Linked DNA regions of Mus musculus: region 1 is linked to region 2. A link is a loop called in an ENCODE intact Hi-C map of the cell type or tissue named here. Cell type or tissue: left cerebral cortex. All regions are shown on one strand. Links, peaks and the distances in the headings refer to the core of each region. The heading gives the core; the rest is flanking DNA.

Region 1 (15,605 bases), core at 3,373-11,372, 1.1 Mb after region 2:
TTGGAGAAGGAAGGGCCCACAGGCAGGTAGCAGAGGCATGGCGGGGGTGAGGGAAACATAACAAATACAAAGGACATACAAAGGTGGCACCATGAAACACACCACTTGGCATGCCAAGTTTTGAAAGTGAGTTAATAATTGTAGCTAATTATCTAAAGAGGTATATATCAGTAGGGAAAAGAACAATTTGACTGTTTCTCATTTGGACCCAGTTCAAGAGCATGGTTCATACTCAAAATATACATATAAACTCCCCTGTTGGTTTTGGAGACCAGCGTCTCCCCTTCCAGCACTAGCACTAAGCATATGATTAGAATAAAGTTTGCCTGTTATTAACTTTACATATGAGAGACCGAGTCTAAGAAGAAAGGAAAGTTGTCTTCATTCTGAGGCAAGACTATCCACAGATGTGTGATCATTGCATCATTACAATTTTCAAACAAAGAAAGCAGGAACGCAGGATCCCCACAACTTAATTATTTCCCGAGGCTATGCAGGAGTTCCAAAATGAATTGAGAGGGCAGGGTTTCTACACTGGATTTAGGTCAAGGCCTAACATATTAAAAGTGAGGATTGTTTAGAGATGGGGAACTGTATACAAGACCCTGACATCCTACAAGGAGCTGTTCAAAAGCCCAAGAACCCATAGAGTGGGTCAATGAGGTGAATTCTAGGGTACAAAATCAGCATATCTACATTAAGATTAACTTGAGCTTAAAGTGGTCATGACTTAAGACACACACACACACACACACACACACACACACACACACACACCAAGGTCTTTTGTTTTCTCTAAGCAACCAGAGCTATAGGTCTTTATCATATGGTATATAAAAAGAATTAGTTCTTCTGGCAGAGTCAAATTCATAAGAGGAGTCATGCACTCATTCTGGAGTTCAAATCATATGGAGACCAGCATTACTTCAAATGCCCAGAAACAATTCCCATCATCACTGACATCGCAAAAGAAATAGGGGAAATACTGAGAGAGTGTCACCTCTAAAACAGAGCTAGTACCAGGGCTCATGCACAAGCTTTCCTGTATGATTATTCAGAAATCAAGTTGTTCTGTTGTTTCTGGTTCAATTTGATCATTCGAATGCTCTGTAAAGCCCTCTGCATGGGCACTAACCTATGACCATTTATTGAGTGGGAAAATAGTTGGGAAAGCCTCCATTGTCTCCACAGAAATCGCTACATAGATATTGATTGATCTGTCTTATTTATTTATCATCATTACTATGACTAATCTTAGGAGCTAACTACCTACTGACCACAGGAGAAATCAAGTTATACTTTTATGATGACCTTTTTCTATAAGTAACATGAACTTCTGTCCTCCACACACATGTGCACAAACATGCATCTACACCTGCACATGCATGCACGTATATACACTGCAGAGAGAGAATCTCTTAGTTTCTTAGGTCTTCTGTGGGAGGAAATGTCACAAACATGACGGCTTTAAACAATGGAAAGTTATTCTTCATTCTGGAGACCGGAAACGGAAGCTGGTCATAGACTATGAGCTCTCTGGAAGCTGCAGCAATTTGTTCTGTGCATTTCTCTTAGATTCTGGTGTCTGGGGAAGTCCCAGGCATTCTGGGTTTGTGGACACATCAAGTTCAGCTCTGCTTCTGTTGTCATATGGCATTCTCCCTATATGTATGTCTATGTATCTCTTCTTTTGAAAGCAGTCATATTTGATAAAGGCCCGTTCATAACCTCACCTTCAGCACAAAGACAAAGTAAGGCCATCTTCGCAGGTACTGCAGAGTCCAATAAAACCAGATCAGAGGCCACACATGTTTTAGTACAATAAACATTTTAGAACAACCATGATGCTGTCATAAACTGGATAATGGAGAGAGAGAAATGACTATGGAGACGAAATCCTGCTTCAATTTGTCCAGCATGCTTTCTATAATCGTCCCAAACCAACAACTTTAGGAACAGCTTTCAGTTCACTTAAAAGAAATTCCCAAACACACCTCAAAATTGGCCTTTCGTGGTGGTAGTTCAATAGTTAAATTGAGGTTATTCTAACAATGAGAGGAGATGCCCTTGACCCTGGAAACACTCAGGATATTTGAGCTCTGAAGCAAGAGGGTTCTTGAAACTCATAAATGGCCTAATAAATAGCAAACGCCACAGATCACATACCTCACATCTCCACTCCTGTAGACACTGTCAAGTAGTGGATCTGACCTAAAGGCTGAACTGTCTAAGGCTTAATGCTAAACCTGGGCTCAAAGCTTTTCCTTTTGCGTTTTTTTTTTTTAAGATTTATTTATTTTGTATATATGAGTAACATTGTCTCTTTAGAGACACCAGAAGAGGGCACCAGATCCCATTACAGATGGTTGTGAGCCACCATGTAGTTGCCTGGAATTGAACTCAGGACCTCTGGAAGAGCAGCAGGCAGTGCTCTTAACCACTGAACCATCTCTTCAGCCCTTCCTTTTGGGTTTACGAGACTGAAAAAGTAAGAAACATACATATTGAGACCTGACTGACATTTTAAGGAGGCTCTAATATACTTGTGGAGCCAAGAATGGAAGTCAAAAGTAAGGCATAGTTTCACAGTTACAACTGATTTTAAACCATTTTAGCAGCATAAATTAATTAAATGTGCTCATGAGTTTCATTAAACATTTGTATGCCTGTATATGATGTATTTTATCGTATTCCATGCATACATGCATTGCTCTCTCTTGTCCCCATCCCACTCTTTGCTAATCCTCTTCCTCTTCCCAACTACACCTTCTCATATTTTCCTTTCTATTATATATGTGTGACCCCGTGGGTTTCATTAAAGCTGTTTAAAGGAGCATGGAGGAGAGATTGTTTACAGGAGTACAGGCACCACTGAAGGAGACGTCTTTCCTCCCCAGCATCAACTATGGAGTTTATGGCCCAGCCTTCTGTAGCTCTCACACAGCTAATAACAGCTGCTGTGAGCTCAAGAGCAACATGCAAAGCTGTGGCATGCCCAGAAATCATTATTTCATACCTGGGTCCCACCTTTCCTCTGGCTTTCTAGCTGCTATGTTTCCTGAGCCTTAAAAGGGTTGATATAAATGTTCTATTTATGGTTGAGAATTCAGCTGTCCCTTATTCTCAACATTTTGGCCAGCTTTAAGTCTCTGTGTTAGTCACCGAGAAGTGCAAAAAGAAACTTCTCTGAACAAAGATAATTGCAGTACTATTTAGAAGGCAATTTGACAGGCACATCATTGTTCATTTAGCAAAGCAACAACCGTAGCTTCCCAACTAGAGCTCAGGACTTCCCCAGGCATGGGCCTCAAATCCAATTAGAAAGTGTTTGGTTACCCCCATAACAGAATTCCCACTGTTAGACCACTGTATAATCCCATGGTGCTCATCTTGCCTGTATCGTAGACTATTGCTGGACACCGGGCCCACAGCTGAGTAAAATTATTGATGGTAGTTCTCTTCCAGAAGCCCATAGAGCATCTCCTAGAATGATAAGAGCTGGCCAGAAGAAAGGACTACTAGCTTGGTTCTAGCTTGAATTCTCTATGCTCTGTGACCAACACATGTAGTGTCTTCAGCAATAGGATCTTACCATGTAGCTCTAAGTGGGTGAGCTACAGTAGTAACAATTGTCTATATTCCTTTTGGTTGAAGTTTCTCTACCCTCTTCTCTTCCTTATCTCACTTGAACCGTCTCACTCCCAATTATCTCCCTTCCACTTTGTATCATGTATATGTTTTTGCCTCACCTTGTGGGCCTCTACTTTCCTAGATCTATACACACTCACTTCTCCATAAATGCACATGTTCAAAAGTTAGAAGCTAGGCTCCTAGTATGGAAAAAAAAAGCATGCAGTGTTTGTCTTCCTGGCCTGAGCTATCTTACTTAATACGATATATTCCATTTCCATCCATTTTCATGCAAATTTCATGATTTCACTTTTCTTTATGTAGGAATAAAATTCCACTGCATATATTGCCACATTTTCATTATCCATTCATTAATTGATGGACATCCAGACTGATTCCATTTCTTTTTTTTTTAAGATTTGTTTATTTATTTATTTTTTATTTATTTATTTAATTTATTTAATGTATGAGTACACTGTTGCTATCCTCAGACACACCAGAAGAGGGCATCAGATCCTACTACAGATGGTTGTGAGCCACCATGTGGTTGCTGGGTATTGAACTCAGGACCACTGAGCCATCTCTCCAGCCTTGATTCCATTTCTTTGCAGTTGTGGGAACACCGATTTTCTGGCTCAATATTCCTTTTAACTTTGTTACAGACTGAGACTACTTCCTTTTCCCCTGTCCCTCATAGGTATGAGAATTGGATTGTAATGTATGTACTTCATTCTCTGTCACCTATACACCTGTGCCCCAAACAATTCATATGCATCTGCTGCCATCTTGTTAGCTACTTCTTGGAAGGTCTAAGCTCACATCAATTGTACTACTGTTAAAAAAAACACAGGTGATCTCGTGGCATGTGAGGACTATGTCACTCAACAGCTGCCGGTCAGAAGAGATCCTCACAGGGGATAACCCAGGTACTGAGTAATTCATCAGTAGTCCATGACCGGGGAGAAGGTTTGCTGGAAGAAGAAACCTTATAAACACAATGATTCTGGCTTTCAAAAGGCAGGGCAACATATGCAAAGGTTCTGTTCTCTGGTAGGCAACAATCCAAATAACCAGAAAAAGAAAAACAAGGTGGTATAAAAAACCTATGCCCCTCTTCACTCCCTGTTACAAGTGAGTAGGATGGGAAACAAGACTTTGCCTTCTTATTTTTAATTAAAAGTTTGGGTTTGGGTTCTGTTGTTGTTGTTGCTGCTGCTGCTGCTGTTGTTGTTTGGGGTTTTTTTGGTTTGGTTTGGTTTGGTTTGGTTTGGTTTGGTTTGGTTTTGGTTTGGGGGATGGTTTTCAGGGTTGTTTGTTTGTTTGTTTGTTGTTTTGAGACAAGGTCTTCATATATAGCCCTGGCTACCCTAGAGCTAACTATGTAAACTAGGCTGGTCTTGAACTCATGGCGATCCACCTGACTACATCTCTGAAGTACTAGAATTACAGACATGCCTCAACACATCCAGCTATTTTTCATTAAAAGTTCTTTATTTGTACTCTCATTTCATTTTTCTTCTTTGTTTGATTTTCTTTCTTTGACTATGGGCCTTTGATAGAGACTTAGTTCTAACTGATTAAACCAGACAACACAGTTGAAATATACACATATTTTTTATTCATTTTGTATGGCCATTTTTTTTTAGACAAGGCCACGAGGACTTCAGATTTCATGTGTATCCAAAGATGGCCATGACCTTCTGATCCTCTCCCTCCACATCCCCGAATGCTAGAATTACAGGCTTGTTGGGGATGGGAAAGGTGCACCCAGGGCAAATTCATCTCACAAAATCAGATATTAAATAAGGAGAAACAGCGATACAGGCTGGCATGCTTCATTTTTCCTCCTGTTCATTTTCTCCACTTTTCCCTGTATTTAATATCTGATTTTGTAAATCAAATTTGTCCTGTGTGCACCTTTCCCACCCCAAACAGGCTCTCAATATGGGGCAGAGGTTAGCCTGGGGCCCTAATCTCCCCAGCGTCAGCCTCCCAAGTGCTGGAATTGTTTCGGGTTATCTGTTTGTATTCATTCTCCTCCCTCCTCCCTCACTTCTCCTTCGCTTGAGCTGCCTTATCTCCTTCATTCTTTGTTTGGTTTCTTTTCATTTCTGTCTGCTATATTGTTCTAAAGCTGATAACTGCTCTTGCTCAGCTTGCTTTCTTTCCATTGCTGCGTTTAGGAGTTAATATTCTAGTATACACTATACTACCCTCATTCCTTTATCTCTCAAGGTATTGGAGTTGGGAGGTCATTGTTTTTTAATAGGTTTTACTGCATTCTCAATAGCTTAGTGGTCATCCATTCCTTTGGTTTGTGTTTATCATCACGTGGTTTTCTTCCTTCACTTATTAAGTAGAGATTTGATAGGCTTAGTAATTTGTGTTAGAAGTTATCTTTCAGGACTTTGAGATATATTGTTCCATACCCTCTTAGATTTTAGAGTGTGTGCTGAGAAATATGCTTCTATTCTGACAGATTTATATGTGACTTAATATTTCTTTCTTGCAGTTTTCAGTATTCAGCTTGCACTACTCTTTATTTGTTCTGCATACTTAGTGTTTTATCTATAGTATGATGTGGGGAAGTTACTAGAAATAAAGATTGGCTTTCATACAATAATGGTGGGTAATTCCAATCTGTCTTAGTCAGGGTTTCTATTCCTGCACAAAACATCATGACCAAGAAGCAAGCTGGGGAGGAAAGGGTTTATTCAGCTTACACCTCCAAACCGCTCTTCATCACTGATGGAAGTCAGTACTGGAACTCAAGCAAATCAGAAAGCAGGAGATGATGCAGAAGCCATGGAGTGATGTTACTTACTGGATTGCTTCCTCTGCCTTGCTCAGTTTGCTTTCTTATAGAACCCAAGACTACCAGCCCAGTGATGGCACCACCCACAAGGGGCCTCCCCACTTGATCACTAATTGAGAAAATGCCCCACAGCTGGCTCTCATGGAGGCACTTCCCCAACTGAAGCTCCTTTCTCTGTGATAACTCCAGCCTGTGTCAAATTGACACACAAAACCAGCCAGTACACTATCTCTCACCAAGAGGTGAGTCATCCACGCAAAAATATAAATAAACAACAATGCCTTCTTTTGCTGTGATAAGACACCATGACCAAAAGCAACATGGGGAAGAACGAGTTTGTTTCGTCTTATAACTCTCTGGTCACACTGAGTGAAATCAAGGCAGGGACCTGGAGGCAGGGAGAGCAGTAGAGGTCAGGAAGAGATGTAGCTTACTGCTTTGCTTGGTTAACTTTCCTGTATACCCTGATCATCGGCTGAGTGGTGATCTTGCAGGACCCTCCCACATCAATCATTAATGATAAAAACATCTTGCCTACAGACAATCTGGTGACATTTGCTCAATTGTGGTTCCTCTTCCGAAATAACTCTAGCTGTGTCAAGTTTTAAAAGAAAAAGAAAACAACCAGAACAGGAAAGCTGCTACTTTGTTAGCCAATTAAGAAATATAACTTTAAAAAAAGAATTATAAGGGAAATGTCATACATGGATGAATAATGATGCTCCTAGAAGCCATTTTTAAAGAAAATGGCTTTACCACTCTGGGATGCCTCCTTATGAGTTCTTGGTCAGGAAGGCCCCAGAAGTCCCCGCTCAAAAATATAAAGGCTCTCGCCATTACTTTTGGTTGCCCACAAAACTGGATGCTAAGGCCATGTTGCTGAAGATACCATACATGTTAGTTGCAAGCTATAGAGAAATCAAGCTGAAAATGTTCTAGAATCTTCTCCCCTCCTGACTAGTTTTCATACTGCTTGAAGGTACTATTCAGCCTTCTGAGAGAGACAGTCCATCAACAGTCTTAATCACCTGTCAACCCTATAAACTACAATGCTATATTAGTTATTTTTTGTTGCTCTGATAAAATACCATGACTAGGGCAACTTATATGTAGAAAGAATTGATTGGAACCTGCAGTTCCAGACAGAGTGTTCATGTGCTGAGGGAGGTAGGGCAGTAAGGTAGGTGGTGTAGAAAGATGAGAGAGTACAGACATATTCAACCTCAAACACATAGCAGAGACAGCAAACAGGAAGTACAGTAAGACTGTGAAGCCGTAAAGCCTTCTTCCATTGTTGTACCTTCTCCAACAAGACTCTACCTCCTAATGGTTCCATAACCATCCCAGCCGGCATCACCAGGTAGGTGTTCAGATACCTGAGCCTTTGGGAGACACTTTTCTTTCAAACCACCACAAACGCCAACCTGCTTCTATACAAGATGTGCCAGTAGCACAACAGTGGCCAGACTGTTATGAAGGTAACTAAAGGCCCTTGGATTGGATTTGCACTTGACAGGAGGATATACAGGCCTGTTACTGAACTGGATCACAAACATATGGATGGTCAGGGTTGGGGGAGCACTTACTACTGTTGTTTTGCTGAATTGACATGGCACCAAACTGCCTTCTCCATATTTGTGTTTTCACCCATAGGCAAATGCTACTCTCAGCCCTCCTAGAAGCAGCTTCTCTTTGCAGTGACTGTCAGTGAACATAGACTTATAGCCTCTTACAATGCTGAGAATAAGACACAGTTGAGTGTTCATCCTTAAATAGGGTATACCACTCCCTCTAAGGCAAGGTTCAGGGAACATTGCAGAAAAGGGAGCGGAAAGAATGCACAAGCCAGAAAACAAGGAAAGGAACTGTAAAATGCCATCTCCTGGCTGTGACACAGCCATTGCAGTCACTAATTCACAGCAACTGGAGTTCATGCACGGAGCATGTTCAGAGGACTGAGCCTGTCACCTGAGGATCAGGAAGGGGCTCATGGGATCCCATGGGAAGCAGTGGAAGCCCTGAGTGTGTGCAGTCCTGGGTAAATTGCGAGTTGTTGATATGAACCAGCCATGTCAAGGATCAGAGCCTCAGACCCATGGGAAAATGGCATTGCCTCCCCCCCCCTGGGGTGAAGTTCAGAGGGATGGCAAAGCCTCTGGTCCATATAAGGCTACTGATAGTCCGTGAGAAAATGTCCATCACAGCTCTCTCCCCAGATAGTTATAGCCGGAAGACTGCGTCCCTTCAGAGACAGCTCCTACTGAGATTAGTTAAATCTGTAAACAAAACAAAGCAAATTCAATGTGAGAGGGGGCCTTATTGGGAGCAGAAGGGGAGAGGGGATCACAGGAACAGAGATAAGAAAGGATGGCTGGAGATGGCTCAGCTGCGAAGAGTACTTTCTGCTCTTCCAGAGGAACCAAGTCTATTTACCAGAATCCATAAGGGGCAGCTCCTAACTGCTTATGACTCTAGCTGCAGATGACCCAGTGTCCTGTTCTGTCCTCCATGGACCTATACATATGTAACACACACTTACACTCACACAGACATACACACACACACCCACAGACACAGAGAGACACAGACTCATACACAGACACTCATACACACACACACACACACACACACACACATATAAAACATTTTAAATTGTCAAAAAAAAAAGATGAATAGGAAACCTGATAGATTTGGAACGTGGCTGTGCCACATTTGAGCTTTGTACAGATCATAATTTCAAAAACAAAAAAACTCCCTACAAAACCATTTTATACAATAGGAAACTTTGAACATTATGGGATGCATGTTGATACCTTAGGCTTATAATAAAGTGATGAGTTCATTTTAAAAGAATATGTCAGTTTTCAAGACAGCTGTTGAATAGAATGTAGGTCTATGAATTGACTAAGAGCAATTGCACAGTGAGGGTGTGGTATAGTATAGATAGGTGGATAAATTACTCAAAGAAAGTAGATCATGCCTTCCTAACATTGAAGCTGAGTTATTTGTACACAATAGCTTGTTATGCTGCTCTCTACAATCATTTTTTTTTCCATAACGAAGTATGAAGACAAAGTTGCAAAACAAAAAAAGGCTCAAAGGTATATTAGCACAACGAATGACAGCCCCCAGGCTAGAAACAGCCATCTGCGTAAAAGTCCTTTGCTGTGAAGCAATAGGTGACCTCCCACAGAGGAGTGACTGAAATCCCACATTTCATGCAGAGCAGCAGGCATGTGCATTTTGAGCTCAAAACAAGGAAAATATAGTTTTGTTTTGTTTTTTCTGTTGCCATATCTTCAACAAGATTGCTTTCCACAGGCCAAGCAAGAAAATTTCTGGTCAAAACTTACAACTTAGAGCTTAGAGGAAAATTCCATTTAAAACAGTAGGTCATGATTTCTGTCCATTCTCATTTCGTGTTATTTTTTCCTATATGTCCAACTTCTTTTTTAGTAGACGTTTATTATTTTTAATTTTTTTCAATACATTTTGGTAATATTCTTTCTGTTCCCCCAAGTCCTCCCACATCCTCCCTACCTCCCTACACACACACCTCCGTGTTTTTTCCCTCTTGCTCAAAAAGAAAAAGAAAGAAAGAAAACTACACAAAACCCAACAAACCATAACAACAAAATGCACACAAAAATACGGAATCCATTTTGGGTTAGTCAGCTAGTACTGAGCACGAACGAGTCCTTCCCTGGAGTGTGGCTGATGTGCCCAGTGTCATTCCACTGGAGAAAACGGATTTTCTTTCTCCCAGCAAGCACTAATTGCAAATAGTTTCTTTGTTATGGGTTGGACTTTGTGCCCACCTTCCCTCTCCGTGCTGGTTTTGTTTTTGGGGTTTTTTGTTTGTTTGTTTGCTTTTTGGGTTTTTTTTGGTTTTTTTGGGTTTTTTTTTTTTTTTTTTTGGTTTTTTTTTTTCCTGGCTTGAATCTATGCAGGTCTTTTGCATCCTATCACAGTCGTGGTGCATTCATGGCACCATTCCTCTGTTATGGAAGACATTGCTGGAAACTCTACTGAGCCTTGCTGGGAGCAGGGGCAGTTATTTAATGGTAGGAAGGTCAATATGAGAACCTCAGTTTGAAGAAGCTACAGGGGGATTATTAAAAATATATTTTTTTCAGTGTAGCCATTAGGAAACATATGTAAATGTATGGAAAATTTAAATTATATTAAACAAAATATTTCTGATCAATAAACTCCTTCAGTAAATTTGAACACCTTTGAAGCCAGTTTGAGAGAGTTCTTTTCTTGTAATGCTTCAAAACCTGTAAACAAATATTCTTCTTGTAGGTTTTTTCTCCTATTTATTTTATTTATTTATTTATTTATTTACTCACTTTACATCCTGATTGAAGTCACCCCTCTCCTCCCAGGGCCTTCCCCATGACCCCTTCCCCATCTCCCTCTCCTCTTCTTTGAGAAAGGGGAGCCCCCCACCCCCATATACCAACCCACCTTGGCACTGTAGGATCGGTCATATCCTCTTCCACTGAGGCCAAACAAGGCAGCCCAGTTTTTAAAAGTATTTTATTTCGATTTCATTTGAGGGTAAGTAGTATGATTTTTGTCTCTTTGATTTTTACATTTTTCACTAACCTTTTTGAATTTGTACATGGACTGAAAATAAATGCCCACAGCTACGGTTTCTGTCTCTGAGTAACAATTTTGCTACTATTCTTTTCCTGCTTGTGAGATTTTAAAAGCATTTCAATACTTTTGCATTGTACATTTTTCCCATTCGATAAGCTTTTCATTGGCACCGCTTTTTATTAGTCTATGGTATTACTTTGATGCCATATGATCTTGTGTCAAAACTGAGGGTATGGAATGTTACTAGAGTTCACTTGGAGATACTTGATTAGATTTTTAACCTTGTGTGGCATGTTTGAAGCTTTGAAAGCCATTTATGTTTAGATATGTTGATAATCGTGTGTATTTCAAAATTGGGGGTGATTTATCATTCTTTTTGATTGTAAATCTAATTTCCATAAAGTTAATTATCCCAACTCAGTTTAGAAGTTTCTTTTGTGGTAAGAACGGTTTTTAAATGTCCACTATAGGGCTGGTAATTAAAGGCACAATGCTACACAGTGGATCTCTAAAACTTATTCCTGTTGCCCTGTGAAATAATACCCACCCTGAATAGCAGCTTCACATTTCTGCCTCTGTCCCAGCCTCAGTCAACTACTATTTACTCTGCTCAATTCTGATTATTTTACACTCCACATATGAGGGGAATCATACTGTATCTGTCTTAGAATTAGCATAATGTCCTCAAGTTTCATCCTTGTTGTCACACTTTGTAGCACTTTTGCTATTTGAACCATGCAGCTGCCAATTCACGATCTTCCTGCCCAGCCACAGCTGTAGAGCTGTATGCCACTGTGGGGTGTGTGTGTGTGTGAGGGGATGGAGGAAGGCGATCTCACATAACTAAGGCTTGTCTCAGACCATGATTCTCCTGCCTCCATTTCTGAAATACTGGGCTTACAGATGTGTGCACCACCACCCTCAGCTATTCTGTGTTCTTTGTTATATCGCTCATCTGGAGTCTCGTTCCTCTGTCTCCACCACAGACAAACATGGTAAATGCAATACAGCCTGCAAATTATTTTTTATGCTTTAAAATGCACCTAATGGGTTTCTCAACTTGTTATTGCACTTTTTTTCTCAGAATTTATATTTTCAAATGTTACTTTCTTTCTCAGAAATGTTCCCTCGCTCTCTGTACCTAGGCTTGTTACATTTGTGATTGCCTCTATCACTTCCAGCAGGGCAGGGTTTATTAAGCACAGTGCTTCTCAGTCCAGGGATATTATGGTTTTGCTTTGCTTCAAAATTGAAGCTTTTATCTAATTTGGACCCGTTTTGCATCATGAAAGACTGGTCTCAGTGTGTCAGGGTCAGGGATGCAAGCCACTTTCTAGGCAGGCAATAATTGGTTGCAAACTCCATAATTGGCTTGATAAACATCTTTTCTGATCATTTATAATGTGCCTCCCATTATAATAGAGGCTAGAAAGCCAAAGGCTCTATTACTTCTCTGAAAGAAGAAAATGTATGTAATTTAGGTTCTGCTAATCAGATATACTCATGTGAAAATTACCTTTCAAAATGCAGTCAAGTAGGGAGAAACGTGGCGATAGGAGTGCCTTCCATCTTGCCACTGTGGTTCTGAGACAACAGATGCAACGGAGCCGGTTCCCACCACTCTGTAGCACAGCCGAGAGAGAACGCTTCTCAAACCAAAAGCTGCCGCAGAAGATCCCTAATCTCGGGTTTAGGTTTAGATTATTTGATCCTGCACACAGCTGTCAGGAGAGAAACGTCCTGCTTCCCAGTGGTGGCAGAAGTGTCCTCCTGCTGTGACCGTTTTTTTTTAACTGTCCCAAGCCTAATGCCTCCTCTTTTAAACCTCCCAATGACTTTGAAAACAACAAATTATTTGTGTTAAATGTATATGATGTTATAATAACTACAGTAATTTGCTATATGCAACTGAAATTTGATTTATGTGCTAATCAAAATCAAGTCCTTATAGACACCAATATAGTCTCCCTTCCAACAACTCGCTCTTACTTTGAAGAACACTCAATAATGAACACATATACTTTTGCATGACCCACAAACCATAGATGAAAGAAGTTTATTCTGTGCTAATGGAGAAACTCCTTTCTCTGGGTAATTTGAGTCCCTACTCTCAATAAAGTTTGCTTTTAATTATACATAGCATCTTTCATATCAGAATAAAAACAATCTAGAAAAAAAAACCCTCACTATTCTTTGCTTAACACCCAAGTATTAGGTCTAAAAGAAGGAAAGAGTGAAGGGAACAAATAAAATGTATAGATTATTTTTAGAAAGACACTGAAAGAACAAGAATAATAAGCCACAAAGTAACTTTACTTTTGGCTACTTTATTGGGTTCTTTTTTCTGCCACCCTTCCAATCCCCCAGCATAAGGTAAGAGAGAAAGGTCAGAGGGGGAAAGGGCGTATTGAAATCATTAGACTACTTCTTAGGGTCGTCTTGTTTCTTGGGGCAAGTTGGATCTTCATCGCCAGGATTTCGCCGACTGGCAATCAGCAATCCAGCAATCCAGCCGGCAGCAAACAGTAAACAGCAACCAGCAACCGCAACAATCAGCAACAAGCAGCAGCAGCAGCAGCAGGAGTAGCAGCTGCAGCACGGGCAGGGACGGCAGTAGCAGCAGCAGCAGCAAGGCAAGCAACAGCTCTTTGCAGGCTTTCGTGACTCCGGCATTTTTACAGCCTCTGAAGAGTCCGCGGAACTCCGAATGTAAACTGCCTTCAGCTGGCAAAATCACACCCCTGCCAGAACACCAGACAAATCAAAGTTAGCTGCTGTGAACAGTCTGAAGCAGTCCCTATCCTCCCACACCTGAGATCGAAACAAAAACATATTCACATAACATTTTTGTAGTTTTGAAGAAACCAAAAACTTCACCATACCACAAAAGTACCTGGCCTGAGAGTGTTAAAGAGATCCTTCAGCTCCTTGGGTCATCTGAAACTGCACCGCACTGGAGAAGAGTCAGACTGCGAGTCCTCTTCAGAGTGAGCAATTTCTAGCCCGTGCTTCTGACTTGCTTTACATTCTCACCCCACCCCTAGTCCATGGACTGTGACCCATCACTCAGAGAATGTGAAATGCACACTCCTGGGTAAAATGCCTTTGTTTGCAACACTTGTGGGTGTTAGCTAAAGAACTATCAGAGTGTGAGGATCTTGGGCAGCCCAAAGAGAAGTATGCAAAGAATGGTAGACCATACAGATGAGGCACAACTGCAGAGACAGCAGTTCCCTGAATGTGCGCCTATTCAGCCCTTCCTCGTCTCTACATCAACTCACCCCAGCTGCTTTGCTACCTTTGGGTTGTAGTTTCTAGCCTCTTATCAGCCATGTATTTGTACCAAATATTTTCGAACCCCCAAATTCCTAAACAACCCCCCCTTGGAGCCTAGTATAGGATTACACCTTAACCAAACTTGGTAAAGTAGTCCTCCGCCATCCACCCAGGAATTGTTTCTACAACCTTTTACTTTCTGTTACTGGGTTTTGAAAACCAGTGCACAAAGCAGTAGATCGTATTGTGTTTGTTTTCACATACACTTGATTTTATTGGTCCTCCTCTCCTGCTTGCCTGCCCCCTCCTTTTGGTCCCCTTCTTCCCCCCAGTAGACTCTCTGCATGCTTTCCTGAAATGGGTTTCAGAGTTGGAAAGTTTGGAGAAGCAAAATCCAAGGGCATGAATTAAGAAATTAATGATTGCTTAGGGATGTCTCTGATACTTCTCTATACTAGTTAAGGTAACAACAAATGCACTATCTCCCATAGCAGATAAATCATGACACAACTCAAAAACAAACAAATGAACAAATGAAAACTCCTGGCAGTGGTGACACATGCCTTTAATCCCAGCACTCAGGAAGCAGAGGCAGGCAGATTTCTGAGTTCGAGGCTAGCCTGGTTCACAGAGCAAGTTACAGGACTATACAGAGAAACCCTGTCTCAAAAAAACAAAAAAAAAGTCAGGAAAAAAATGATAGAACTTCATTGGGGTACAACAATAGATGTTTAATTCTTCCCCAGTAAAACCACATTTAATAGTCTTGCCTGCCAGTGGATGCCCCACTTTCTCTAGACCACCTCAGTATTTCCCCCATTTATAAAGCAGAAAGAAAAACAGACTATTAAAATGGCACAACCATTGTCTGGGGGTGGGGGAGTCATGTAGTAATTCTGGTGCTCCAGTAGTCACCTGCATGAAAGCAGTGTGGTAAGCATCGACAACCATAATCTGTTGCTAAGCACCTGCTCCTAGCAACCATCTCGCACCATACAATGGCAAGTGAATCTTAGAGACTGAGCCATCTCAGATACGCTACCCTTCTTTTTCAAATAAATGACTTCCAAATAAATCATAGCTAGAAATAAAATTTCAGATCTTATCATGAAGCAATATCTCTTCAAAATAAATTAGAAACGTATTCTTCTATTGTCTGGATATTGGCCCTAAATGTAAACCAGGGTGGCCTCAAACTCAAAGGACCTGCTGCCTCTGCTTCCTGAGTACTGGGATTAAAGGTGTGCACCACCATACTGGACTGAACACTAGATCTTTT
Region 2 (15,605 bases), core at 4,553-12,552:
TTTCGTGTGTCCTCTCCCAGACACAGCGTGTGTGTATACATGTGCAATCGTTTTCTACCCCTCTATGCCCTGGCTTTGTCCCCTCTTAAATGCTGTCACATGAGGTCATACTCTATTGCCGCTGACATGCTACTTTTGCTCACACTTGTGAAAGTCATTTATCTTGGTGCGAACAGCAGTAATTTCTTCAGTTTGATTGCTGCAAAACTTCCATCTCATGAATGTTTCAGAACAACCACATTCTAATGGCAGGTAATATAGTCCTTGTCACAGTATGAGGCACACTGACATTCTGAAGAAAACAATGCGTGAGGGTGAATTTACATTTTGATTTTTCCTATATGCATTTAACTGTATACATTTTGACAAAAAGAGTTGAGAGCCTCAGAGTAATTATTATTTCCTCCCCACATCATTCAATTCATTTGTGTCATTTGAGGTTGCACAGGAAGTAATGTGTGTGGCACTTCACCACAGTGCTGAGCAATGTGACGACCAATATAGCTACAGAGCAACTCCAGGCTGGTTAGCACATAATATGAGGACACTGGACAAGGAGATGACTCACTTCCTGGATATGATGAGCCATAATGAAAACTCATCTTGCTAACCTAGAATGGCACTCGATTTAACATTGTATTTTTTCTAGAACCTTCCTTCCAAGTAATATTTTTCAGTTGACTGCAGGTTACTGAAACCATTGAAAGGAAAACTGCTAATAGAAAAGCTATTATAGAACCACTATGCCAAATGCTGTATTACATAATTATTTTGATGGATATATTGAATCTTAAAAAATAATTTAGAGAGAACTGACATTTTATAGTACTGTTGCCCAACTAATGTACAAAGGATATTTCTCTGTTTTTGAACATCAAATTGGTATCCGTGTTTGTTTGCCAGAGGCTATACGTGTAAGAACAAGGTGTTCCTGGATTCAGTTTCTTCACTAGGCTCTGAGGAAAAATCGTCTTATGCCTCTGGGCTAAATTTTGGCCACAGTTTGTTTGTGTCTAAATTTTCCCAAGCTGGCCTGAGGCCTTGCCATACTTCCAGATTTACCTAATTCCAACTTGCACCTATATCTTAAGTTGATTTTTTTTTTTTTACATTAGTACCCGAATTATGAGTAGCAAATTTTGTTTTAGCTTGCTTGGTCTGCTGTAACAAAGCTCTATCACTGAGTAGGAAAAAGACATGAGTTGTTTATCTTGAAGTCCAGGAGGCTAGAAATATGAAATCTTAGCAGGCTTGGTTCCTTCTGGGTTGTGGATGGGAACTGGTTTTGCTTCTTGCTCCTTGTTTCCTACATAGATGGCTATTTCTCCCTGTGATCTTTCCTTCAAGTTTGTCTGTCTCTGTGTTCTAATTCTTCATCTTCAAAAACTCTAGGGTCAATTCTAATTAGATCCCCTGAAGTTCTTAGAGCTGAAATGTTTCTATTTCCAAAAAGGCTCATTCTGAGGAACGCCATAAACAGAAGCACCATTCAACCTACAACAGCAGAGCCTCTGAACAGGTTTACCACCCTTTGCATTATACTTATTTTGTGATTTTGCATCAATCATCAATTTATTGTCTCCCAGCTCTGACTGCATACTCTATGAAAACACTAAATTAAGCATCTTTTTTTCATGGACAATATTAAACTGCCCCAGTAGAGGGCAGTGGAGGGATACAGAAAGAAGGTGAGACTGTCTTCCCTTTCTAGCAGTAACAGTGATTCCTTGATGAAGATTTGCAGCTATTTGATGTCCCCACAGCCACTGGTCCAGAACAGAGGATCCTTCATGGCAACATTGTAATGTCTGTATGAAAGTAATTAGCAGCCCTCTCAACAGACAAACAAGAGAACAGCAGCCTGTTAACTTTGAGCCCTCCTAAGAGCTGCTTTTTCAATTGTCCCCACTGGGATCAGCTGCACCCTGGCTCATACAGCTTCTCTGCCAATTATGCCTTGTACCGTAAGGGATCTAATCTCCCACAGTGGATTTCCTTCCTTCTATCCACCAGCACTAAGGGATAATTTAGCACTTTCTTTCAGCTCATTATTACTCAGGATCATAGCTTAATTTTATGAGTGAAAGGCATACTGATGAATCTGCTATGTATGCCTGACTAGACCCACCCCTATTTTTGATACTTTGGTGAGAATACATTATTCATTTTTCATTACTTTTAAAAACTATAAATAGGTTTGCAAGTTACATATGTATGTAAATATATATATATGTATTCATATATACTCAGTTATATAAATGTGTGTATTTGTATGTATACACACATTCATTCATATATATTATCCAGTTGCCATGTTTTGTTTTTATTCCCAGTGCTAGGATTTGAACCCAGGACCTTGTACATAGTAAGCAACGCTACCACTAAGCTACATCCCCAACTGAGAAAACATACTTTAAGAACTTAAATGTAGAATTTTTGTTATAGCAAAGTCATTAACAACAGTATGAGTAATAACAAATTTGTTTCTCTTCTGCAACCTTATACTTCCATTAATCTTCTCATCCACTGAATTAAGATGTACAAAAGAATTGTTAAAGGGAATTCCTCAGTTTCAAAAGGAAAGCTTTTACTAGTTTACTATTTTGTATGGTATTGTGGATTTCTGTTTGCTGGTTTGCTGGTGATGTTGAAATTAGATCCCAGTGCTTAGAGCATGCAGGCAAAGCTCTGCCACCAAACTGCATCTTAGCCTTCTTATGGTTTTTTAGCAATTTGTGGAGAATATAGAGTTCCTTTCACTTCTTAGGGATATGAAAAGCTTAAGATTTAAAGGTAGCTTGAGATTTGTCACTTTTTATTATTTATTATTGCTTGAGATGATCTCCATGTTATATTTGGCTAACATAGTCGGTTTTGATATGATTTTATTAATGATCAGCCTTTGGCCATGACATATCCCTTTATCTGCATGATAATGAGTTTTTGAGCTAATAATTCTCCCCAGAGCTGTGTCTCTAGTTGCATATGTAGCAGAGGATGGCCTAGTCGGCCATCAATGGGAGGAGAGGCCCTTGCTCTTGCGAGGATCATATGCCCCAGTACAGGGGAATACCAGGGCCAGGAAGCAGGAGTGGGTGGGTTGGGGAGCAGGGCGGGGGGAGGGCATAGGGGGCTTTGGGAATAGCATTTGAAATGTAAGTGAAGAAAATATCTAATAAAAATATTAATTAAAAAAATAAAAATAATAATTCTCATCATTATTTTTCATTTATTTCCCTGAGTTTGGCTAACCTGGTCTCCTGTCTTCATTTGTCTGGAATATGCATGTTGTCATTTCTGTCTATATGCTACAAATGTAAATCGAGTCTTCTTTCCTGTATCACTTGGTTTTCTTTAAGATTTGATGAGCTCATTGAGATTTGGTGGTCATTTTACTTTTGGACTCCTTGGGGGAAATAATTTTTATTGTTCATTTATTCTGATTGCTATTAGTCAGTTCATAGTTCTATATTTTCTTGAGTCACCTAAGCTGTATTTCTAAAATCTCTGCCATTCCACTGAAATTTTGAAATAATTGGATAAATGTTGTACATGGTCTTTTTATTACAGTGAAAGACTGCACTTATAAAATCTAAATGAAATATGAACACGCATATGAACATGAACATGCATAGTCTTCAGTCATCTTTCAAAAGATTTAGCTGTCTTTTAAAATCCAGGCTCAATCAGGCTGGTGATACAAAGGAGAAGCCCTATGTTTTGGAACTAACTGTAAAAGGCAGTTTCCCCTGGCCTGCAGGGGCACAGACACCACAAATTGGGTCTTTGACATGTTGTGCGCCTGATCTTGCTCTTTGTCAAGTGTATATTCCTTTGCTTTGACAGTTAATTTTTATAAAAATATAGACCAGGCATTGTCACAAAATAGTTCTTGTATATAGTGTTGAATATAGGGACCAACTCAGGAGGAATAAATGGAATTTAAATCTGCAGACTTCCAATCAAGTGACATGGAATATTACTTATTCACCCCATTCTTTTGCTCTTATTTAATTGAATTACTTTCTACTCAAAGACAACTTATATATCTTATTGATTTTGCCAATAAATATGTATTTTGAGATGGTGCTGACTTTATTTTCACTGAAGTATAATTTCAAATCCATACATTTTTCTCTTCTGTAAACAATGTGTGTAAATAGCACTGTTGTGCCCAGATTTCAAAAACCCCAAAGAGACCAACCACCAGGAACCATAACTTGGATGCAAGCACATAAGATTCTTTATTTAAGCTCAAGCTTGGGTCACAAACCTTCCCTGCACAACAGGTTAGGAGAGTGACACTTGGCTCTAGGGGTTTAGGGTTTATATTAGGAAAAGTTTGCAAGCTGGGGCTCTCAAGGCTTGGCATTACATGATTGGGTAATGGGTAAAGGAATGTTAACCTTCAAACTGCTAGCATTTGTTCAGATCACAAGGGAAGAACTCACATCTAAAAAGAGGGATCTTGACCTGGGAAAGACTTATGCTTTCTTAGCCCACTCTGCTGTTACCAGTTAGCTACAGCTACTGTGTCTATTTTGCTACTGTCAGGGACATTTCGTGATTTTTCTCAGACCTTAAGGGTAGAAGTCATATCACTCCAGTGACAGCAGCTTAAAATAGAGTTTAGAAGACAAGATGGAATCCGTCCTGCTGCTTTCTGCCTCTTCAGTACTACCCCACAATCAAGAAAGAACAGGTTTTCCAACCCCCAAACCCCTTTATAAGAAAAACATCCCTGTAGAGACAGATACCTATCGCCAGCTGCGTGGCAAGTATCCCTGCCCTTCTCTTGCTCTCCACATCCTGCTCCAAATTTCCCTTTCCCCTCTTTTGCCTTAGCTCTAAAACACTTCAGAAGACAACCATCTAGCCAATCTCCCACGTCACTACCTACTTGTCCTTCTAGCTTCTGTGTGGTCTGTATCTTTGGTTCATGCCTCAATCCAAACATGTCTCGGATCTTTTTGTATAGCAGTTTCCTCAAATATTGGAACATTCCATCCTGCAGTGGAGTTAAAACCAGAAGATAAATAACCCCAAATAATAAGAGGAAGTTCCTGAAACTGGCCAGATTCACTAGGCCTCTCCCTCCCTCCCTCCCTCCCTCCCAAAAGTATAACAAAAAGACTGATGTGAGTGGCTTTCAGACAACCTACCAGCAAAGAAGACTCTGAAACCAGACCAACTGCCCAGAAGAAGCTAGATCAGCCAAGCTGTCAGGAAGATGTTTAGACCAACCGAGTCACTTGGAAAGGACAGTCTCCAAGTCTTTGAGCTGCCTGTAGGCTGGAAGTGTTCTCGGGTATCCACCCCCCACTTTTGTGAGAAGTCTGGTGGACTGTGATTTGTGAAAGCAGCTGTATGTTTTAGACATTTTTGCTCCTGTAAGGAACCCCTCACCCATATTCATGTAAGTAACCCCAATAAATTCATAGCTAAGCCAGGTTGGACTTTGGTACTATTCCTACTTTGGTCTGATACAGGATTCCTATCTGGAGTATAAAGACACATGTGGTGTCTCCCAGGAAAAGTCTTGCCACATAACAGCTATTTCCCCCTTCACATCTTCATTCACTGATACTACCACAGTTTAACCCCATTGCTTTAGCTATTGGTATTATGTTTTCCATTGTGTATTCTCTGCATTTTCCAATGGCCTTAGCCTGTGTGCTCATTTCCATAAACCTCCATTTCATCCTGCAATATCACTGGAAACCCTTATCCAAAATGTAGGACATATTTTTGCTCTACTGCAGTATCATCACTGACTACTCAACTACTGTCCAAAGGATGAAAGCAAGTGTTTCACTACAGTCTGTTAGGAGAATCTGTGATCCAGTCCTAGCACTGGATTCCTAATTTACCAAGACAGCATTAATGCCCCAGAACTTGAGATCTTCCTGGGGTCCTTCACTCATGTGAACAACACTGTTCACAGTTCACTATATATTTGTCTATTCTGTGTACACCAGCCTATGACAGCTTGTTAGCTAGACAGCAATATCCGGATCCCAGAGGCAAATCTTGACTGCCAGCGTTCCCATATGAAACATGATGTCCCCACTGACAGCTACAGTATTCACTACTCACGCATGAGTCACTGTTCTCCTAATAGAAAATAATCTCCTGGTAGCCATAGTGACAGCTCTGCAGTTGCCAACAATCAGGCTACTACAGTGAACAATAGGATGTATGATTTCCTGAACACCCTCTACTGTGTCAGAGATCAGCAGGAACCCTACCCCGATAAGGACAGGGGAGTAACTGAAGCCAGGATGGATGAACTGGGATGCCAGTGATCTGCACCACTGTATCTGAAGAGACATCCTCCTCCCAGCCCTTGCTTTTCAGTTACAACTCACTCACACAACTGCACTCTTTCCAGTACTCCTTCATATTCTGTTGTTCTCAGGTGTCTGTCTCTGATATGTCACCATCTCACCCACCAGTATTCCCCTGTCCCAGAGGAGAAGAATTGAGGGTGGACAAAGAATCCATACCTGGCTCCTGAGAACAGCAAGCACCTTCAGACACTGGAATGCTATGGGGTACAAAGGCAATACTTACCCAGAACCCAGAATGCTGGTACATGAGACAGTCTTGGTGCATGCAATGGAGTATTATAGACAGAGTATTCATGATCTTTCACAGTCCACAGTTGATGTTCAACTCACTGATGAGATGGCATTAAAAGGTAGAGTCTATGGTTGTGATGTCACTCGCCCCTAATATCAACACACTTGAGTCACAGACAAGTGGATCTTTGTGAATTTAAGGCAATCAGCCTGGTCTACATAGTGAGTTCCAGACCAGCATGATTCTATAGTGAGATCCTGTCTAAATGCTAATAAATAAATAAATAAGATTTGTCAGAGGTAACTTAGGATTCTCTGGGATCTGACACCCTGACCACCCAGTTATCACCCAGACCCAAACTGAGGGCTCTGAGTTGGCCCACCCCCAAATCTATATAATCTAAGAACTGCTGGGACATATGAAGGGCCAGTCCTGTTCATCCAAAGCTGCAGGATCTCCATGACACAGGGCAACAACAAGATAACCAGGGGGAGTCCTGATGAGGATGTCACAGAAGACTCATTGCAATGAACATTTGCAAGTGAAGATGTGTGGACAGAGGGATATACTCTGGGACACACTTTGACATACTACAGCTTCCATAATGAGATGTTTTCTATGCTTTGTTTTTTGATTGTGTGTGTATGGGGACATGGGGCTGAATGTAGAGCACCATCTGCAGCAGTAACACGCAAACTCTGCCCATTGACTATGAATGTGAATTCAGGAGGCGGGTTTATCTTACGCCATTGAAAAGGGAGGTGCCTTTAGCCAATCTCCATAGGAGATCTCTGTTAGGACCTCAGGCTGCAGTCATCCTAGAGGAGGAAACTGAGATGAAAGTCTCTGCTAACATGGTCAATATTCGCAGATCCACCTTTTAGAAAGGTTTTGCCATCAAAACAACCCTGAGATTCCACCTCACACCAGTCAGAATGGCTAAGATCAAAAATTCAGGTGACAGCAGATACTGGCGAGGATGTGGACAAAGAGGAACACTCCTCCATTGTTGGTGGGATTGCAAGCTTGTACAACCACTCTGGAAATCAGTCTGGAGGTTCCTCAGAAAATTGGACATAGTACTACCGGAAGATCCAGCAATACCTCTCCTGGGCATATATCCAGAAGATGTCCCAACCGGTAAGAAGGACACATGCTCCACTATGTTCATAGCAGCCTTATTTATAATAGCCATACGCTGGAAAGAACCCAGATGCCCCTCAACAGAGGAATGGATACAGAAAATGTGGTACATTTACACAATGGAGTACTACTCAGCTATTAAAAAGAATGAATTTATGAAATTCCTAGGCAAATGGATGGACCTGGAGGGCATCATCCTGAGTGAGGTAACACATTCACAAAAGAATTCACTTGAAATGCACTCACTGATAAGTGGATATTAGCCCAGAAACTTAGAATACTCAAGATACAATTTGCAAAACACAAGAAAATCAAGAAGAAGGAAGACCAATGCACGGATACTTCATTCCTCCTTAGAACAGGGAACAAAATACCCATGGAAGGAGTTACAGAGACAAAGTTTGGAGCTGAGGCGAAAGGATGGACCATCCCTAGACTTTTCCACCGGGGGATCCATCCCATAAACTGCCACAAAGCCCAGACACTATTGCATATTCCAGCAAGATTTTGCTGAAAGGACCCTGATATAGCTGTCTCTTGTGAGGCTATGCCAGGGCCTAGCAAACACAGAAGTGGATGCTCACAGTCAGCTATTGGATGGAACACAGGGCCCCCAATGGAGGAGCTAGAGAAAGTACCCAAGGAGCTAAAGGGGTCTGCAACCCTATAGGTGGAACAACATTATGAACTAACCAGTACCCCAGAACTCATGTGTCTAGCTGCATATGTAGCAGAAGATGGCCTAGTCGGCCATCACTGGGAAGAGAGGCCCCTTGGTCTCGCAAACTTTATATGCCCCAGTACAGGGGAACACCAGGGCCAAGAAGTGGGAGTGGGTGGGTAGGGAAGCAGGGTGTGGAGAGGGTATAGGGGACTTTCGGGATAACATTTGAAATGTAAATGAAGAAAAAATATCTAATAAAAAATGTAAAAAAAAAAAAAAAAGACAGGTTTTTCCATGCCCCTGAGCCTGACACAAGGAAGGTTTTGCCAATTTTCTTGGGCTTATGGCATTGGGGTACTTGATGTGACTGTACTCATGTCAACAACACACATTCACTCAGGGCCTCCTCCACTCTCTACACATGTTAATGGCATACACACTATATCAAGGCCACTCAGGTTAAGAAAGTGCTGACTGCTCTTAGAAAGACTTCTTCAAGAGACTACATCTGACTTGTGGTCCAAAAACTAATCTATAGGAAAGGACACATTTTGAATATATCCTGAACTAAAACTTTAAAATGTTTTCCTTATTTCTATGGGTAAAAGGGAATCCCACATTAAAGATGACTTCCTGTACTGGGGATGTACTTTGTCAACCCAAACATAAGGCTGTGGCTTCTATCTGGCATTTCAGCAGTGTGGCCACCAGGTGGCAGCATAATCCCATGCACTGTGTGTCCTAGAGGAAGCAGCTCTTTGCCTGCATCCTTCATAAATCTCTGATCAACTCCCAGGTTTGGCTCTGCAGACTATTCACACAGGATGCAGGAGCAGCTATTTAATATCTTTGGAAGAGTGTGGTGGAGATAAAATATTTGACATCTACTTTAGGTCCCTACGCTTGGAGTCTCCACAGAAGCTACAAGGTTCCAGTAGAAGCCTAAAATGAAATAGATCAATTAGGCCTGTCAGTCAAAGTCCTCTGGGTATTTGAGGCACCGAGTGGCCACGGTGGAGGTAGCACCCCACGACTGTTCTGCATCAGGGACATTCTCTACACTTAGGATATGTGGTTGGCAGAAGAGGCTGGATTCTAAAGTACCCTCTAATCTTAGAGTACGAGATGTGTGAGTTGGACATGGTCTCAAAGACCCAAGTCCAGTCTTTCTGCACTGCATAGTCCATCCCCTCAGGAACAGAAGGACTGGGTCCCTTGGCTGCTAGAAGTGCTGTGAAGAGACTGCCTTTTGGAAATTTCCATTCACTGAAAAAGAGCAGTCATGTACAAGTGTGAAGTCGCACAGCTTCATGTATGCAATGACTGTCACATTAGGAAGCATACAAACCTTATCCCTAGCTGGATTTCAAGAAGGCCATCTCAGTCGTAGAGTTCTCAGTGAGGTCACCTGGCCCTTGTGCTGGTGTTCGTGCTGACTAGTTTTATGTACCTTGACACAAGGTAGTATCATTTTAGAAGAAGGTCCATCAGTTGAGGAAATTCCCTCATAATATTGCCCTCTGGAGAAGCCTCTAGGGCACTTTCTTGGTTAACAATTGATATAGGAGGGCCCTGGCAAGGGAGATGCCACCCTGGACTGGTGGTTCCAGGGTCTATAAGAAAGCAGGATGGGGAAGCTATGAGAAGCAAGCCATTAGAAGCACCCCTCTGTGACCTCACATCAGCTCCTGCCTCCAGGTCCTTGCCCTGTTTGAGTTCCTGTCCTGACTTCCTTGTGATGTGAAAGTATAACCCAATAAACCCTTTCCCATCCAACTTGTTTTTTCATCATGGTGTTTTGTCACAGCAATAGAAACCCTGAGACAAATTGTTTGGCATCTCCTATCTACTCCTGCATCTTCTCTCACAAGTATTAAGAGAGGGGCCATCCCCAATAGCCCTTTGCAATAGATAAGTTGTAGTTCAGAGTCACCTTCCATGGGGAAGTTAATGTTACCTTTGTTTTGCTTGGGGGTAAATTTGGGAAGTGGAGAAAGCCATGGGTCAATGAAGTCCAGAGTGGGTCTGTGCTGTCAACATGGATATGTCTCAGGCTCAGAGGGATGCCATAACCTTCCTAGAGGACCGAATGCAAGTATTGACAGTGTGTGCAGAAAATGTCCACAAGAGCTTCCTCCCACGGGATCTTTACAGCCTGAATATTGCTTCTAACCGCACCACTGGATATTTACAGTGTAACATCTGTTCCCTACAGAGACTGCTCCTGCAAAGATTAAATAGACATGTCCCCATTGATACAGCTGTATAATATAAGCCCTGCTTCCTCTTTTATCTCTATGCAATAACCCTGATTTCTTATCCAGATGCATACAATAATCCTGTCTCCCTGCTCAACTATATATAATAAACACAATGAGCTTCAAGTGTGCCTCAATCTCTCCAGCTGAGAGCCCAGACCACTCAATCCCAGATTCCTGTCCTGGTATCTATCTGATTTTTCTTCATCCCCTGGATGCCACAGTCAAGTCTGTCCCTAGAGCCATGCTGGATGCTGCAGATAAACCAAGGCTATTTTGAGTCTCAAATTTTAAGTAAAACTATATAATTCTAAAGGCAATCGTACCCAAAGGCATGCTGTGCAGTAAATGAACAAGCCCCTCACGAGCAGACATGTTTGCCTTTTTCCTTCCTATATCACTAGGGCCTCTATGGTAGGCCCTATAGACAGATTCGTATTCAACGATCAAATAAATGCTCACCTGTAGGTGACAGATGAAAGCAGAAATTCCCTCAGATGTCTCACAAGAGGCTACTGAGGTTAGGTCATGGTCCTTTGCAGTGGACCATGAAGTTGGTTTGGCCTAGCTGCCTTGAAAGGCATGCTTCATAAGTTTTTCAGTTCCATCTGTGATTTTTTTCCCAGTTAGTTCCTAGACTGTATTATTGGTTAAAGCACACTGAAACCTATGAGTTATTTAGAAAAGGTATAAATTTCGCAGGTCTGCTGGAGAGCTATCTGAACCTCAGGGTATATTAGAAATAAGCAAGTACCCTAATACTAATACTCTCCCAAGGCTTCCACAATTCCAATGGCTATTACATACCTATATTCTTTAAGACTTAGAGGATTTTGTTTCTGTATGGTTTTGATTTTAGAAAACTAAGATAGCTTTTGCTTAATATTAAAAGCCATAGATTAAAATGTGTTTTCATCTCCTTTGAGTGTATAAAATTCATTTTATCTAATTAACACATTTATTATTAATGTTTTTACTTATTCACTTTACATCCTTCTCACTGTCCCAATCTCAGTCACCCCCTCCTCTTAGCAGGTGGGGGCCTCCTGGGTATCCCCCCCCCAACCCTGGCACATCAAGTCTCTGTGAGACTAGGCACATCTTCTCCCACTAAAGTCAGGCAAGGCAGCCCAGCTAGAAGAACATATCTCATGTACTCAAGTGATCGCTCATGCTGGAGAGGATGTGGGGCAAAGGGAACATTCCTCCATTGCTGAGGGGAGTGCAAACTTGTACAACCACTTTGGAATTCAATTTGGCAACTTCTGTATGTTTTTATTCACCCACTTTTTGCTGTAAAGGTAACATTACACTTTTTCATTGTTTCTTTATGAGAAGTATATTGGTGTGTAGTTGCAAACTGTCATAGCCCATCTAATTTTATACAAGAAAAATGTCTGAAGTTGGGGGTAAAACTTGGTAGTAAATAGCTTGTCTAGTATGTCCAAGGATCCCTGTAATGAGAAGCAACTACCACCACTGCCACCTGAATCACCCTCCTCCCTTGGGAATAATGACTAGGAATGGAAAGGGAAATAGAAATCAATAGTTTTGTTGCTTAATATGCCTCAGCAGCTCCACAGTCATTTATTTCTTCATCTAAAAATTCCTCAACAACTCTATGAGGCAGTATGATATTCATTTTTAAAAAGAGAAGAATGTGGCAATGAGTAATCATCCTGATGTCATAGAGCCAGGATGAAACAAAAAATTCATACTGTGTCCAAGACACCAGTTGTGTCCACAGAACAATCAACTCAACATATTATACTAGATCATATGGGCCTGATAATATTGTGTTTTCTACAATTCTGTCTTCTGAAAGTCCAGTACTTCAACTAAAATTTCAGGATTTATGTACCCCAAACTATAAAAACTGTTGAGAGAAAATTTTTGAAAATACATGAATTAATAAAAAGTCCTAAAATATATACATATACAAAATGATCTTAAATCGAGGTATCATATAAGAGGATGACAATACCCCAACTAGACATTATATGCTATCAAATAAACTGCCCATTCTAGGAATGGGTTACATATTTTTTAAATCAAATTGACCAAATGGGTCCAAAGATCCTTTACCACAAACATTACAGACTATTTTTTTTTACAGACTATTGCCAGTGATATGAATTATCCTTCACAATCTGACAGTAAGATCCTACCTATTGCAGAAGACATCTTGTACTTATGCCATCAAGCATGGAGAAACCTAACTGATACTCAACTGGAAGCTTTGGCTCTACTGGCTAAGGTTCATAGTGGTACAAAGCATTATGCATATTACTGGAGGGAAAAATATTCATTAGTCAACCTCACCTAACTACAAACTGTATGACCTACTTACAACAGGGACTTGCCTACAAGGTATGGCTACTGGTACAATAGAGGTATGAAAGTTACAGGAGTAACAAGACGTTTTTGATGGATTTTGAGGCTTGGATCATGAACCCATAAATATCTGGGGCTGTTAATGAAGCCAAGAACCTCAACCTAATATGTCATGAGCCATAGGGAAAACTTATTACTATTATTCTGCTAAATTGACATATCAATAAAATGGCCCCTACTAACATACTACTACAGATTGGCACTTCACTCAGTCCTCACACAGAGAAGCATCTTTTTGTAGTAGATGATAATAACCCAAAAATCCACAAATAGATAACATGAAGAGAGTGAGATATTTTGGTGTGCTTGGCCCTAGATGATATGTTTATATCACATTCCTTTTCTCAAGGATCAGGAATTTATATGGCAGAGGGGGTGGAAAGATTGTAAGAGCCACAAGTGATAGATGACTTCAAAGAAACTGTCTTTCAGACACAAAACCAATTCACATATGAGCTCATAAAGACTGTGTCAGCATATACAAGATTGGCATAAGCTCAAGTTTCAACAAAATCCTATGGATGGGGGAATAGAAGTAGGTACAAAGTTCTATCACTAGCCAAGAAGCTAGTTGTAATTAATACCATCTGAAAGATGGAAAAATAGTTTTTTTTCCCCCCAGTGAAGTGACACTAGGTGTATCACACTCCAGGGTATGTCTCATACTCATGAATAGCTGGTGAACATAAATAGGACTCCATGTTTGTTTGGTTTTTTTAAAGAGAAAGAATATAATTTTGGGTTGGCAGGAAGATGGAGAGTGATGTGGGAGGAACTGGGAAAGGAAAAAGAATATGACCAAAATTTGCTGTATGAATTTTTTTAAAATGAGAATTCAACTTGGTGGGAAATGTAATACTGTTAGTATGCTAATATTCTCCAAAGTGATTTAAGGGTTAAATGGAAATCCTATAACAGTGTTAGCTTGTTTCTTTGAAGAAATTAACAAAGGAATCCTTAAAGTATAAGAAAATTCAAGGGACCAAGATTATATAGAATAAAGTTGATAAAGAGAATAGTTGAGAAGGTTCTTACTCTGTGATGTCAAAGTTACAATAATGAGTATTCAGTGATACCAGTTTAATGATAAACATAAAACTCAATGAAATAAAAGTGATTTTTATAAAAATGAACTTTAGCAAAGAGCTTGCCTTAGTTCTATTCTATTGCTGTGATGGGATGACCAGGAAACTTATACAAGAAAAAGCTTATTTGATGCTTACAGCTCACAGAGTCTAGGACTATCATGGCAGGGAGCATGGCCACATAGCAGGCATGGCACTGGAGCAATAGTTGAAAATTTTAAATCCTTATCAGTCAGTAGGAGGCAGAGTAAGCTAATTGCAAATGGAATGGAATTTTGAAATCTCAAAACTTACTTCCAGTGACACAGCTCCTCCCATAAGACCACACCTCTTAATCCTTCCCAAACAGTTCTACCAACTGAGGACCAAATATTTAAACATGAACCTATAGGGCTCATTTTCATTCAAACTGCCACAGAGCTATTAGCAATTAATATATACCAGTAGAGGAAGAATTAGTTTTCTTTAAGATGTTGCCCATGGTAAGTACATCATGTTCTCATGCAGTGGCTCTCAATCTATGAGTCACCACTATTATGGAAGTTTTGGGGGTTGCATATCAGATATTAACATTATAATTCATAACAGTAGCAACATTACAGTTGTAAAGTAGCAATAAAAATAAATTTATGGTTTGGTATTACCACATGCAGAACTGTATTAAAGGGTTAAAGTTTTAGGAAGGCTGAGAACTACTACTCTACCAGAAGGCCACACTTCCTAAAAGCAATATGAACTTCACCTTGTCCTCCCTTCTGTTCCATCCCTTTTGTAATAAGGCCACTAATTCCATCATGAGTTCGCTACCATCATGATCTAACCTGTTTCTAATCACTGCTCAAAGTCTCTATCTGCCAATACTGTCACAATGTGGGAAGCAAGGAGCTTGGACATATAAATTTAAATAAAATATTGAGTCCATAACAGTATCCTTTCTACTTCTTTGACTGAATTCCCCACCAAAATTGGTGGCCTTTTATGGGAATAACAAACTACTCGCTTTTTAAATTGGAATTTAGTCCCATTCCATGACATAAAGCCTATTTGACATGAGATTAGATGGGTCATAGGCCTAGGAAAAAGACAAATACTATTATTCCACTAAAGAAACATAGCAATGAAATGATTCCTAATGACATCCTGCTATACCCATAGATCAGTGCATAGCTCAACCCACCTCAGAAAAGCTTCTTCTTGTAGTAGATAGAGATTAAGTCAGAGACCCACAAGTGAAGAGAATGAGGGACTTTGGAGTACTGAGCCCTAAATGGGATGTCTTCATCAAATCCATCCCCTCAGGTGTCAGGGCTCTCTGCAAAGAGGAGGACAGATTTAATAGCCAGAGGTGACAGAGGACTCAAAGGAAACTGTATCTTCCTGTCACAACAGGACAGATACACATATGAACTCACAGAGACTGACAGCATGTACTAAATCTGCACAGGCTCAAGACATAAAATCTCACAACTGAGAAGGGAT

The links. A loop is a pair of places that touch in the nucleus more often than their neighbours do. Peaks named below come from ENCODE experiments on the same cell type or tissue, not always from the same donor. Only the 100,000 strongest peaks of a DNase experiment are listed, where the experiment ranks them.
Region 1: a loop joins it to region 2, with 8 times the contacts of the local background. A loop is called at or near these places in 2 of 42 quality-filtered maps.

What each region holds. Positions count from the first base shown.
Region 1 is chrX:7,398,742-7,414,346 of GRCm38, forward strand. It overlaps 2010204K13Rik (RIKEN cDNA 2010204K13 gene), which reads right to left. Exons shown (of 2, transcript NR_027924.1): 2 at 13,076-13,791. Among named protein-coding and RNA genes, the nearest start is that of 2010204K13Rik, 16 kb to the right of the region's middle. In left cerebral cortex, for the core only: no CTCF peak of the experiment used is centred there; a DNase peak (open chromatin) is centred at 6,406.
Region 2 is chrX:6,252,550-6,268,154 of GRCm38, forward strand. No RefSeq gene overlaps it. Among named protein-coding and RNA genes, the nearest start is that of Gm46685, 25 kb to the left of the region's middle. In left cerebral cortex, for the core only: a CTCF peak has its summit at 9,095 (motif pointing right); DNase peaks (open chromatin) are centred at 6,113 and 9,106.